Regions from separate parts of the Homo sapiens genome. Here regions 1 and 3 are each linked to region 2. Evidence: chromatin contacts called from ENCODE Hi-C or POLR2A ChIA-PET data. All regions are on one chromosome and are shown on one strand. Each heading gives the region's core, a stretch centred on a gene start or an enhancer-like site at or near the end of the contact. The rest is flanking DNA. Distances are from core to core; before and after follow the strand shown. Region 1 holds the start of LPGAT1 (lysophosphatidylglycerol acyltransferase 1). Region 2 holds the start of PACC1 (proton activated chloride channel 1). Region 3 holds the start of SLC30A1 (solute carrier family 30 member 1).

Evidence for each region. A loop is a pair of places that touch in the nucleus more often than their neighbours do. ChIA-PET counts read pairs that join two places held with the same protein, here RNA polymerase II (POLR2A). Pooled maps may share reads with other maps.
Region 1: a map of B cell shows a loop between it and region 2 (10-fold over the local background). The contact joins the promoter of LPGAT1 here to the promoter of PACC1 in region 2. A Hi-C loop is called at or near these places in 4 of 168 maps with a recorded cell type or tissue (B cell, CD4-positive, alpha-beta T cell, CD8-positive, alpha-beta T cell and 1 more) and 11 of 50 pooled maps. POLR2A ChIA-PET finds 5 or more read pairs at or near these places in 3 of 52 experiments (GM12878, WTC11 and activated CD4-positive, alpha-beta T cell).
Region 3: a loop to region 2 is called in a map of B cell, with 33 times the contacts of the local background. The contact joins the promoter of SLC30A1 here to the promoter of PACC1 in region 2. A Hi-C loop is called at or near these places in 5 of 168 maps with a recorded cell type or tissue (B cell, CD4-positive, alpha-beta T cell, CD8-positive, alpha-beta T cell and 1 more), 4 of 37 single-sample maps with no recorded cell type and 12 of 50 pooled maps. POLR2A ChIA-PET finds 5 or more read pairs at or near these places in 1 of 52 experiments (K562).

Annotation. Positions count from the first base shown.
Region 1 is chr1:211,829,513-211,833,455 of GRCh38, forward strand. LPGAT1 (lysophosphatidylglycerol acyltransferase 1) reads right to left here and starts at 1,251. Exons shown (of 8, transcript NM_014873.3): 1 at 1,061-1,251. LPGAT1-AS1 (LPGAT1 antisense RNA 1) reads left to right here and starts at 1,449. Exons shown (of 6, transcript NR_135820.1): 1 at 1,449-1,528; 2 at 1,744-1,900. RefSeq lists a silencer at 676-1,435.
Region 2 is chr1:212,412,846-212,417,217 of GRCh38, forward strand. It overlaps PACC1 (proton activated chloride channel 1), which reads right to left and starts at 2,041. Exons shown (of 8, transcript NM_018252.3): 1 at 1,877-2,041. The coding sequence starts at 1,912. RefSeq lists a silencer at 1,693-1,752.
Region 3 is chr1:211,577,249-211,581,202 of GRCh38, forward strand. SLC30A1 (solute carrier family 30 member 1) reads right to left here and starts at 1,913. Exons shown (of 2, transcript NM_021194.3): 1 at 743-1,913. The coding sequence starts at 1,364. RefSeq lists silencers at 543-892, 1,393-1,702, 1,943-2,502 and enhancers at 1,003-1,112, 1,085-1,586, 1,587-2,086.

The DNA of each region.
Region 1 (3,943 bases), core at 1-2,500, 580 kb before region 2:
AGGTCAAGGGAGCTGTTCACCGAGGCACGAAGTATGTCACAATATATTTAGCAAATGATAACACAATTCCCATTCAGTAATCGGTGGCCGTCCCCGCACCGTGTCTCACTGCGGTCGTCTATTGGACTTAGAAAAATAGATCCACTCGCTTCAGACAACCTCAGGATCTCCAAACTGAAGACACAAGTGACATGACCGAAACAGGGTCCCCTCAATAAGATTTCCCAGATACTGAGGACCTCAGTCTCCTCACCACCACGATTCCTGCACACCGATGCATTCCTTTAAAAGGTCTCTGGCTCTAGCGAAGAGTTACCCTCAAAATTCTCATTTGTAGCAATAGGGTTTTTGTTTCCCTTTTTTTTTTAAGAAAAAAAATGGGGGGCCTAGAAAAAAAGCTTACAAGGTGAGAGGAAGAAAGTAGGGGGTTATAATGCGAAAAAGAGGAAGGACAGGAGTAGGGGGAAGGGAGCAAAAGCCAGAAAGAGGTAAAAGCCAAGGAACTGGGGATGAAGAGAATGAGATTTCCGACCAGAGGGCAAGGAAGCAGGGGATGATGAAAGGGGCAGAGAAGAGGCGACCGCAGCGCGGGGAGCCGGTGGAGCCTGCAGCGGTTTCCGCGGATGTGGAAGGGTCGTGGCGGCGGGCGCGGCCCGCGCGCCGGGCTCACCTCGGCGGGCGCGGACGGCGGGCGGCTGCGGAGAGCGGGGGCGGGTGTCCCCCGCCGAGGGGTCGCGGTCATGGACGCGGTGGCGGCCCAAGCGGCCCGAGGCGCTGCGCGAGCGGGCGCGCTGGCGCCCTACTCCCCTCGCGGCTGCCTGCGGACAGAGGGACGGCGGGGACTCAGAGGCCGGACCTGTCACCCGGGCGGGTCCCGGGGAGGCGGGCGGATGCCCCGCGCCCCCGCCTCCTCCCCGGGGCCTACCGCGCCCTCGTCCCTCAGGCCGCTGCCGCCTCCCCGGGCCACGCGACGACGACACCCCCTTCCCCGCCCCCAGCGCCTCCCCTGGCCCGGCTCCGCTGCCGCTCTGGGGCCTGCGACCGCGGAGCCGGAGGTTACCTCGGGCTGGCCGGGCCCCAGCCGGGGCTTTGGGAGTCAGAGGAGCCGGAAGAATGCATGGCCGGCGGCGGGGCCGGCGGAAGAAGGCGGTGGCGGGGCCCTGCCCCGCTCCGGCTGTGGCGCGGCCCGCGCCCGTTCCCCGGCGGCGCCGAGACTCGGTCCCCAAGGGCCCGGCCGCGTTCGCCCGGACTGGCGGGGAGGGGCGGCGGGAGGAAGCGGCGGGAGTCGGGACTGCGGCGGAGCCGCTCCCACAGCGCCCTCTAATGAAAGCGCCGCCGCCGCTGCCTGGCCCGCTTGCCCCGCCTGGCCCGCTCCCCCTACCCCTGCGCCAGCGAGTCGGGGCCCTCGGGGCTACCTGGACGCTCGGCCAGGACCTCAGTGAGTCCAGAACATACTGAGGGAAAGGGCCGCTCGGAAAGATCTAGGAATGAACACCCATCCTCACACCCCAGGAGTGCCTTGGTTTCAGTTGAGAGCCCCCTTTCAGCCAACACGGCCGCCTTTCATTGTTAGGGCTCTCTTCTCTGCCCAAACTAGGAACCTGTCTCCTTGACGGCTAAATGTCCACTTTTCATTCTTAATGAAACCCGGTTGCACTCATGGCTTTTCTTCTTAACCTCTGCAGTGTATTATTGTCTAGAGTTTCAAATTCATTCTTTTTACGGTCAAAAGTCTTGTTTCAGGAAAGCAGCTGGAACATTAATGGCAATTCCACTTTCCCATTCATCGCCCCCGCCCCCACCACCCCACCAAGAAACTCAGTGGGAATGAATGGTCTACACAGAGAAACTGAAATCTGGTTAGTCAAGAAGGAAAAAACAACCAAGTGCCTGGCATTAAGTAAGTACTCACCCGCCCGCCCTCCCCCGCCCGCCATAAAAAGAAAAACCGAAAAGACAAAAAACAGTGGCCATGGGAACTCCTAGACAGACCCCGTCACTTGGGATACTATAGCTGCATTCTGGTTCAAAGGCTGGACCACCTGAAGGAAAATAGAGAAATAGTCCATTGACCTACCCCCTTGAGCATTCTTAAATGATCTGCCTAAATTTTAGTTTTTAAAAATCCTGTTTATAAAACCTTATGTCCCTTAAGCACATTTGTAAATGGAGGGGATGGGGCAGGGCAGATTTCACACTCCCTAGGGAACTGCCATATTTGAATCAGAATGCCACCTATTCTGCCTATTTTGAAAATGTTCATCACAGCGTTTGCTCTGGACTCTCAACTTTCTCTAATTTCAGTTCCTCTTAGGTCCACAGGTGAAGGAAAGATATGCCCCATTCTATTCCTTGCATTCTCTCTTTATTGACAAGGTAGTAAGATCTTTAAATAAATCTCATGAGAGAGATAATATATATACTTTATTATTCAAAATATGTCATTATATTCTTCAGTAAGATAGGTGAGGTACATATTTATTTCCACAATCAAGAATAAACTCTAAGGATTCCATCTGGTCCATGCAATTCAGCTTTCCCACATGCTGCGTAAACGTTGGCTGACACCTGGAGAGAGATAACCTACAATGGGATTTACACGTGATTCCTGGATCAGGGACCATCTGCCAGAGGACCAGACACAGCAGCACTTGATGAAATGCAATTAGTACCAGGCCCAGAATTCATTTTCAGGCTCAGAAAAGAGCCAGAGGTTGGGCAGGACCTCTGGCTCTTTAGTGTACAAAAACAACACTTGAAGTGTCTACCAAAGAGACAGATTCTTCAGCATCATACCAGAACATTTTAATAATCTAGGTCCAGTGGACCTGAGAACCTGCTTTTTAAAAAGCGTCATAGGTGATTCTGATGCAAGTAGTATGCAGACCTTGCTTTAAGAAACCCTGACTTAGAGGTATTCTGAGATGATCACATTCTCTTCTAGACCCTTCATAATTTTAAATCATTTGATCATATGTGTTCTCATGTGTGTTAGTCAGCTAGAGCTGCCATAACAAAATACTGCAAACTGGGTGGCTTAAACAACAGAAACTTATTTTCTCGAAGTTCTGAAGGCCAAGATCAGAGATCAAAGTGTGGGGAGGTCTGGTTTCTTCTGAGGCCTGTCCCCTCGGCTTGCTGATCACCATCTCTCATTGCAGAATTCTGCCATTTCAGTACCTCCTTATGGAAGGAGTAGGGAATACCTAATCTCCTTGATCTTTTCAGATATCCTCATATTAACTGCTTCCAACCTCATTGGACTTTTCTTGAAACTCAACCAACAGTACAACACATTATGTTCCAGGTATAGATATGCCCTGGTTTTGTGCCAAGAGTGTAGGAGAGGGGTTATCTTCTTAACTTTCTGACCACAATATCAGTTTCAAGATAATTCAGCTGCTATAATAGATAAGAAACTGTTAGGGCTGACTTCTTAAGGGAACAATTTCAGATGATGCTTGTGTTTATTTCTTGCATTTCGAAGTTCGTTTTAGTTAGTTTTACCTTCCTCTTGCCTATACTACAATTTTTTTGCCCTGCCTCCTTTCAACCACTTAGGAAGCCTCCTGAGATTGTTCCATAGCCTATTTTATTGCACCATGGACAGAGAGATGTATGAATGCTCTGAATGACTGTAACAGGAAGATTGGAACAGCCAGTTCTCCAGGGTAGACTGTTCTGTGGAAAACAAGGATCTTCTTCAATGACTAGTTAGCTTCTAGTCCCCTATCCTGCTACCTTAGAGCCATCTTTATCAAAACACAAACATGAAGCCAACAATTTCAACACCTTCATGTACACTCCAATAGAGAAAAGAGGGAAATGAACAGACCCCACCCTATAGCCACAGACATTATTGTTTCTGTTTCAAAAGCCCACATTTGAACCACAAGAGAATGGTCCTTTGAAAAAGAAAGAGGATTTCTTACATTTCTTGGAA
Region 2 (4,372 bases), core at 791-3,290:
TTTGCCAGACACTGAGCCAAGCGCTTTCCACACCAACTTATCTAATCCCCAAACAACCCTGGGAGGTAGGGACTTTTATTATCTTCATCTTTCAGACAAAGAAACTGAGGCTCAGAAAGTTATGTGACTCAATAAAAGTCACACAAACAGCAAGAGGCACAGCCAGGCACGAACGTGGGCTTTCTGACTTTTATCCACTGTGCTCCACACCCTATAAACCTAAAAACTTTCAGACACATCTCATTCCCCAGGATTCCCCCACTGTTTAGGGTACAGAATCTAGGGGTCATGGAATCCACAGCACTGGTTAAAATCCCTCAGACTCCTTTCAGACAAAGGAAACAGATGGAATAAAGGGGATGGGAGGAGAAATATAGAAATCTGTCCAAGGCCAGATTCCAGCCAAGATCCTACACTAAAAAATGGCAAGCCTTAGGCAAATCTCATCTGCCTTCAAGTTGGCTTCTCCCTCCACTGTAGGGCTAAGCCACCTGCTTTATATAGTCCACAAAGCCCTTCTGTGAATCAGTCTTTTACAAAGGGAGATATGTACAGCAGTAACTATTGACTAAGACAGAAGGCAGCAAGTTCATTATGAGAAGGACAGACAGAAATGCAGACGGGTCTGGAAAGCGGACCCCTATGGAACACATGGAACTTGAGGTAGCCCTTGACTTCTGGGGGCATTTTACCCAATGGAGCTTGGCGGAGCGTTGATGAAGGAATGGAGTGAGCACACGCACAGAGGCAGGAGCACATTTTAAAACTGAGTTTCCACTGTGCCAGACCCTAGGTGGGTTAGGAGGTGGCAAAGGTAATGGGAGACATGGCTGCTGTGCTGTTCAGAGCTTTGGGAGCCTGCTGAGAAGTCTGGACTGTTCTGGGCAGACGAAGGGCAGCGTCAGGTCTGAGAAAAAAGGAATGCTCCGAGGTGAAGGCAGGGCCTCAAGGCAAATCTGGAGAGTATAAGAGACTAAAGGGAGCGATGGTAACACAGTATCGCACTCAGAGGTTACAGCAAACACAGGGACACAAACTGGAGGAGGACCGACCTGGAACTGCCTGACTTTGGCCAATGAGGCGGCACGATGGAGGGGCACAGAAGAGGACGGTTGCCAAAGATGACCAAGGTTTGGGGGCCGAGAAGTGGAGGCGGAGGAGGAGAGCAGTTTCACTAATACAGCTGGAGAAGTGAGGAGGCAGGGCTTGCTTGAAGGAAGCGCTGGACGCACAGCCTGCAGCGCAGGACAGAGAAGAGACAAAGAACTGGAAAGTGATAAAGTCGTGGGAGGAGGTGAGACTGGAGGGAGAGACGAAGAGGAGCGAGAACTAGCAGAGTCCATGAAGGCACTTTTTCAAAGTTAGGTGGTCACCAAAAAACAGGTAATCAATCCTGTCACCAGCCGCGGGGACAGCGAGGCCTTGGGCTTGGAGGGGGAGGATGCCGACGATGCCGACCGCGCATCAGATCTCGCCGGGAGGAGGGCGCGGGCGCTCCACTTGTTGCAAAGAACGCCGGGTTCCTCTGGGCCATTGGGCTGCCGCTCCGGCGGGGAGCGCGGAAGGCTGGGCCTCAGGTAGCTTCAATCATTCACCTGCTGGTTACGGGTCGCGGCGCCGGGGACCCTACTCCGGACCTCGGCCATGCAACCCGCAGCATACGGAGAACGCTGGGCGCCCGCTCCGCTGCCCCGCTTCCTTCCTGCCCCTGGGCCGCTCCTCTGCACCCCGGGAGCCCTCCCCTGACGCACCCGTCGGTCCCTCGGAAGAGCCCTCTGCCGCGCAGCCCCGACACCCCCCGCCCCGCATCCGCCCAGGCCCCCGGGACCCTGCTCCTCCGCCTCAAACTTCCCTTCCGTCTCTCACAACCTCGTACCTCCTGGTAGGATGTGGAGCGCTCCTGCCGGATCATGGCACTGACCAGAGCTTCGGCACACCTGAGACCGCCCCAGCCCGCGGCGCACGGACGCAGCACTGCGGCCGCTGCACCTGGACCTACCGGCTCCGCGAGGCGAAACCGGTCCGGAGGGGCGTCCCAGAGACCAGGCGTGGCGATACTCGGCGCATGCGCCTGGCCGCTGCCGCCCAGGAGTCGCGAAAGTGTTGATGGGAAATGTAGTTCTGGGCGGGGGCGCCCCTCACACCAGCTCTCACCCCTGTGGCGGAGGCCTGCATGTGACCCTGGGCCAGCTAAGCTGGTCCTTAGACGCGTGCCTCTGCGTCTCTCACTTCCTCTCTTTGTTGGAGGGGGAGGGACGGAGAAGAGGAGTGGAAAGTGGAACAAAGTCAGATGAGTAGGAGCCCCTAATCTATAATTGCAAGAGGAAGCTTGGCCTGGCGGTTTAAAACGGTAATAAATGTCTGGAGAGCACTTTGTATGTTAGTTACAAAGCGCTCTCACTCACATTATGCCGTTGATTCTGCAAGGAACCCTGTAAGAAGGACATTTTTCTCCCTAATTTACAAATGAGGAAACTGAGGTACTTTGTTTCAGAAAGGATGCGGGTGGAGCGGTAATCAAATGAAGATTATTTCATCCAGGGGTAGACTGCGGAGCCCATGTTCTCTCCATTATTCCAGGGGCAGGAGTACCCCTAGGTTCTTGTCCTGGCTCTGACCCTCCCCTTTAGGTCTTGCAATGCTCTGAGCCCTCCTCTCCTCGCCTTAGAATGCAACTGCTAAACCCTGCCCTGCCTGACAAGGCCTATGAAAGCAGAAAGGAAGGATCGTGCAGAGAAAGCCTAAAGCCGCTGTTCAGCCACAGAAGAAGCCTCAAGCGCTAGATGTGGCGTCAAATCTGGTGTTGGCCCTGTGGCAGGGTGGACCTGAAGACCACATCTTCCTCTCCTCCCACTGCCTGAAACAGCTGTTGTGTGAGGGCCCTCGGCTCCTCAGTGGTGAAGCAGATAGAGGCTGCTTGTTGTGCCTTGGTGAATGCTGCTCTGTGTCCCTTGCAGCTGCAGCTTGGTAACCCCTCCACTCAGGCCACTGGGAGCCTCTTCTCTCCTCAGTGATAAGCAGAATAGTGCCAGCCACATCAAAGAACCCTGGACCTCCTGGAGCATTAGCAATGGGAGGTCCCCATCACCTCTCCTGACCACTCACCCCTATCCTAGGCCCTCTGCTCTTAAATCTGTTATATGGGACAATATATATAGTGCCTAACACATTGTAGGCACTCGACAAATGTTTGTTAAATTTATGAATGGAACACTGATTCCAGCCATTTCATTTAACAGTTGCTTACCAAAACAAATTAACAATAGCAGACCACTAATTAAATTCCTTACTGTGTTAATACAATGGTACTTGATAGAACAAGTTCACACCATCATAGAATATTAGAGCTGGAAGGAACCAGAGAATTCTATTCCAACCCTGTCATTCCTCTCTAGTCTTTGTTGGTGTGACCAAACTGGAAAATTATGGGCTCCCACATTTGAAGGAGATACTGGCTAATAAAATATAAAATATGGCTTAACAAATACAATGTGCTGGGCACTGGGATACAGAAATGGATAAGATACCCTTGGGTCCTGGCTTTCGTGGCTCTTTCATGCAACTGTGGAGAGACAGATCATAAACATGTAAATAATGTTCTGTCCTTGCAGCCCCCAAGTCCTCTCTCCCATTCCTTCATGAGCACACACCAGTCAGGCTTTACTCCCCTCCACTCCACTGGAACAGTGCTTGTCAAGGTCACAAGTGACCTCAGTGTTGTCACATCAGATGGCCATTTTCCCATCCTCCTCTTTCTTGATTTATCAGCCACAGTGGACTTGGCTGATCCTCCCTCCTCCTTGATACGCGTTCCTCCCTGGCTTCCAGGACACCACACACTCCCGGCTTGCTCCTACCTCACTTTGAAGCCATCCTCACAGGGTTAACACGAATTCTGCACAGAAATAGAGTTATAATTAAGCATTAATCAGGCTGTAATTTGACCCACTTCCTTGTAGCCAAAAGTCATGTAGCACTAGATACTGACCATTTGCATCTCCACTGCTCCTACAGGTAGGATTTCTGACATTGGAATCATAAGGCTTTTGCTTAAGAATTGTTTAAGGCCAGGCCCAGTGGCTCACGCCTGTAATCCCAACTCTTTAGGAGGCCGAGGCGGGCGGATTGCCTGAGGTCAGGAGTTCGAGACCAGCCTGGCCAACATGGTAAAACTTCATCTTTACTAAAAATACAAAAATTAACCAGGCATGGTGGCGGGCACCTATAATCCCAGCCTCCCTAGCCTCCCTACTCAGGAGGCTGAGGCAGGAGAATCGCTTGAACCCGGGAGGCAGAGGTTGCAGTGAGCCAAGATCACACCATTGCACTCCAGCCTGGGCGACAATAGCAAAATTCTGTCTCAAAAAAAAAA
Region 3 (3,954 bases), core at 663-3,162, 840 kb before region 2:
TCAAATTTCCTTCAAGAGCACTTAATGTTAAATATAAAAAGCATCCACTAAAAATATAAGATGAATAAATTACCATCACTTTTAGTTCAGTACGATTATGAAAAGTCCTGGGAAAATGTTAAACATGCCCAGACAGGTCCTAAATCTATGATTTCCAGGATTAGGGATCAATTAGCTGAAGCATACACTGCTGTTCATAAAAGAAACCTTTAACCAGGGTTTACACGCTCTGAATGCATATTATGAAACGGAGTTCAATGGGCATAAGAACTACTTTGGCAGAGCAAGGTTTCCAGCACCCAACTACTGGGGACGAATTGGGGATTCTCTCCGTTTCCCAAGAGGGCCAAGGAATTGAATTGGGAAGCATTTCTGACGCTGTTATAACCATAACCAGACAAGTCTCCAGCAAAGTTGCTGCAGCCTGTAAAGACAGCCAAGTGCGGGTGTGGACTGCAGCGGGATGATGATCACCTCCTGACCCTTTTTCTTAGGGTCTGACCCACAGCCCCCACCTACAAATATGCCAGACGCGTCGCCGGCTCCTTGCACCCGACTGAGGGGGTTCTGATTTCCTGGAGCAGCAGCGGGGCGTGTGCAGGACGGGGAGGGAGCAGGCAGGGGCGGCGCGGCGCAGGCCCGCTCGGGCAGCAGGGGGCGTGCGGGCCACCCCGCCGAAGGCCAGGCGAGGCTCTGGGCACCCCAAACCCAACCACCTGCGGCAGCGACTTTCCCGGCTCACCTGCGGGGTCCAATTTCAGCCCGTTGGAGTTGCTGGTATTGGCCACCAGGGTGTTGGTCTCCTCCTGGTCGGGACCCTGCTCGCCCGGGGCCACGTTGATGTCGCTGCTCCCGGGGCGGGTGCTCTTAACGCGAGGCCCCTTGGGGAGGCCGTGGCCGTGGCCGTGACCCCCGTGCGAGTGGCCGTGGCCGGAGTCCTGGCTGAAGCCGCTGTGATGGTGGAAGAGGCAGAGCCCCAGCACGTTGACCAGCAGCCCGGCCACGCCGACCCCAAGGACCACCAGCGGCTGCTGCATCTCGTGCGGCTCGATGAAGCGCTCGATGGCCTCCAGCAGGATGGCGAAACAGAGGCCAGTCAGGAAGATGGCGTTCACCAGAGCCCCCATTACCTCGGCTCGGATCCAGCCGAACGTGTTCTTCTGGGTGGCGTGGGTCCGCCGGGCGAAGCGCTCGGCCACCAGCGCCACCACCAGCGCCAGCACGTCCGACAGCATGTGGAAGGAGTCGGAGAGCATCGCCAGCGACGAGGTCACCCGGCTCACCACCACCTCCAGCACCATGAACATGAAGGTCAGCGCCAGCATGCACAGCAGCCGGCCCCGGTTCCGACCCCAACACCCCATGGCTGCGGCTGCGGGGCCCGCCGAGCCCGGCCCGGAGACTGGTGCAGCGGCGGCGTTGGCGGGACGCGGAGGGTCGGCGACCGCGACACGGAGGAGCGCCCGAGTCGGGCCGTTCGGGAAACCGCTGAGGGGCCCCCGCGGCCGCACGGGGACAAGCCCGGGTCAAGCCGCCGAGCCCCGCGCCTGTGGGCGTTCTCCGCCAGCCGGCGGCGCCGCGCCGCGCAGCTCCTCAGGCGTCCGTCCTCAGAGCCGGCGCCGAGGCCCGGCTCAGCCTCAGCAGCCCCCACACCCAGGCGGCGGCGGTGGCGGGGAGCTGGGCTCCCGGAGCCGGGGTACCAAGAGCCGCAGCCGGAGCAGGAGCAGGAGGGCGGCGGGCGAGGGCGGCAGGAGAGGGCGACGGGCAGCTTCGCGCCGAGAAAGCTCCGAGCATCTGAGGGCTCTGCTTGCTGGTCTCCTCTGCGGCGGCTGGACTGAGGAGCGGATGGCTGAGGAGCTAGAGAGGCGGCGGCCACGGCAGCTGCACTCGGCCCGGTCTCGGGCGCCTTCTTCGCCCCCCCGCCTTTGCAGACGGTTTACAAAAAAACTTTGCTTTGCACTCGGAACCCCCGTTTTCACACGGACCCGAGCGTGACAAGGCCTTGCCGCCCCGCCCACCAGGCCCGGCACGCTTCCCCATTGGTCAGGACCCCCTCACGACAGCCTCGGCGTCCCGCCCAGCCACGCTCACTATTGGATGGAGCCTCGGAGGGGCGGGAAGGGGGCGGGGTCGCGGCTCCAACAGATAGGGGCGGGGCCTTTTCCTCCCGGAGCCGGGCGTGGGCCGGGGGGCCGTGGCCGGGTGCAGCGGCGGGCGAATTGGGGGCGCGGGCCGCGTGCAGCGGGAGGGGGAGGGGCTGGCCGGGTCCCCTCGGGTGTGGCGGAGTCCTGGCCTGCGGACCATCGCAACTCCCAGCACACCTGCGGGGGCCGGGCTGCAAAGTCTGCAAACAGACTTTGATCCTCCGAGCCCAGTCCACGTGGGGGCGGGCCGCGCGGCGGCTGTGTGACAGCTCGGCGGCGGGGGAGGGGCCGGAGGGGAGCCCCTGAGCGCGGGGCCCTCGAGTACTCGGTCCTGTCGGAGGAGGCCGACAGACGCATAAACAAGTGCGACTGTAACTTGGGACTCTGCTGGACGCCGAGCTGAGGAGTTAGTCCTCCCGAAGGTCTGCTAGGGGCGTGGACCGAATCTTTGTACATGTTTTGGGAAAGCCAGTTTCTCCTATCACCATCAACCCCTGGAGACCTTGTGTGAACTCAGGTGTCTGTCACTGATTATCTAAGGACAGTTCAGGGTACAGACTTCAGGCAGGAGAAACCTGGGCTCTGCTCCTTGCCTTGTCAATAGCCAGCTGTGTGGCTTTGAGCAAGTCACCTAATCTCTCTAGACCTGTTTCCCCATCTATAAAGGACTGGACAAATGCAACTCTGAAGATCCCCGTCTGACTCCAAAATTCTAAGGCTCTATGATTTAACATTTATTTATAGACTACACACGGTGGAATCTTGTGCTGGTTGCTATGGGGAGGTGGAGGGGCAGTAAGAATACAAAGGAACGAGTTTCTGTCCAGGTGGAGGTAAAATATAAACACGACATTTTAAAATTACGATGGAATACTCTTGATAAATTGTGCTATTTTAGACTGAATACATAAGCACTGTGTTGTGGGTGGAGATGAGTTGATCTGGAAAGGAACAGCTTGCCCATCTAAGGTGGGGTGGTGGCTGGAATCAGAGTGGCTTAAGCTGGACCTGAAAGGCCTCACCACAGCCCCTGCGCAGCAGAAGGACCTCCCCACCCACTGCCCTAGATTACTACTGGACAAATGCAGTGCCAGCTATTGCCTGGAGATGTGTATACAAGGCTTGTTTGGAGCTGTTATTTTGCATTGTTTTGGTATTCTTGTAATTCCTATGAAATTTTTTTCACTTGTATGTAGTGTGTTTCTAGTCTCCCCATCCAGACTGGAGAGCTGGATCCTCACCTTCTGTTTCTGTTTTGCTGGAATATAAAGAATGGAGGAAAATTTTCAAGACATTATTAAGGAAAAAATGATAGAATTTGATGATTAATTGGGTATTGGGAAGGAGGAAGCTAGGTAGGAGAACAAAGATAGTTATAATGTTTCTAACCTGACAAGGAAAATACTGCCTTAAACAGGTGAGGAAGTTGGGAAGGGAGGCCAAGAAGCTGATTTTTAGGAGAAAATATGAACTCCATTTTTAATGTGCTTAATTTGAAGTGAAGTCTGGGTTTGGGCAGTGCTAAAGGGTGGATTAATGGGTTTAGGACTTCCATAACTTCCTCTCCTTTGATATGGATGAGTGACAGTTTTCTGATCATCTGTAAACACAGCTTCAAACATCCTATCAACTAGCCCCTCATATACAGAAATTCGGAAGCCACTTATGGGTCAAGATATCCTCATGGAAATGGCCTAGAGGCAGTTTGAAGACCATTTTGCTTTCTACTAAGGGCTGCTGTGCCTCGCTTTATTTAAAAAATACATTCCTCCAAATGCGAAGATTTGATACCCAAAGAAGAACCAATAAG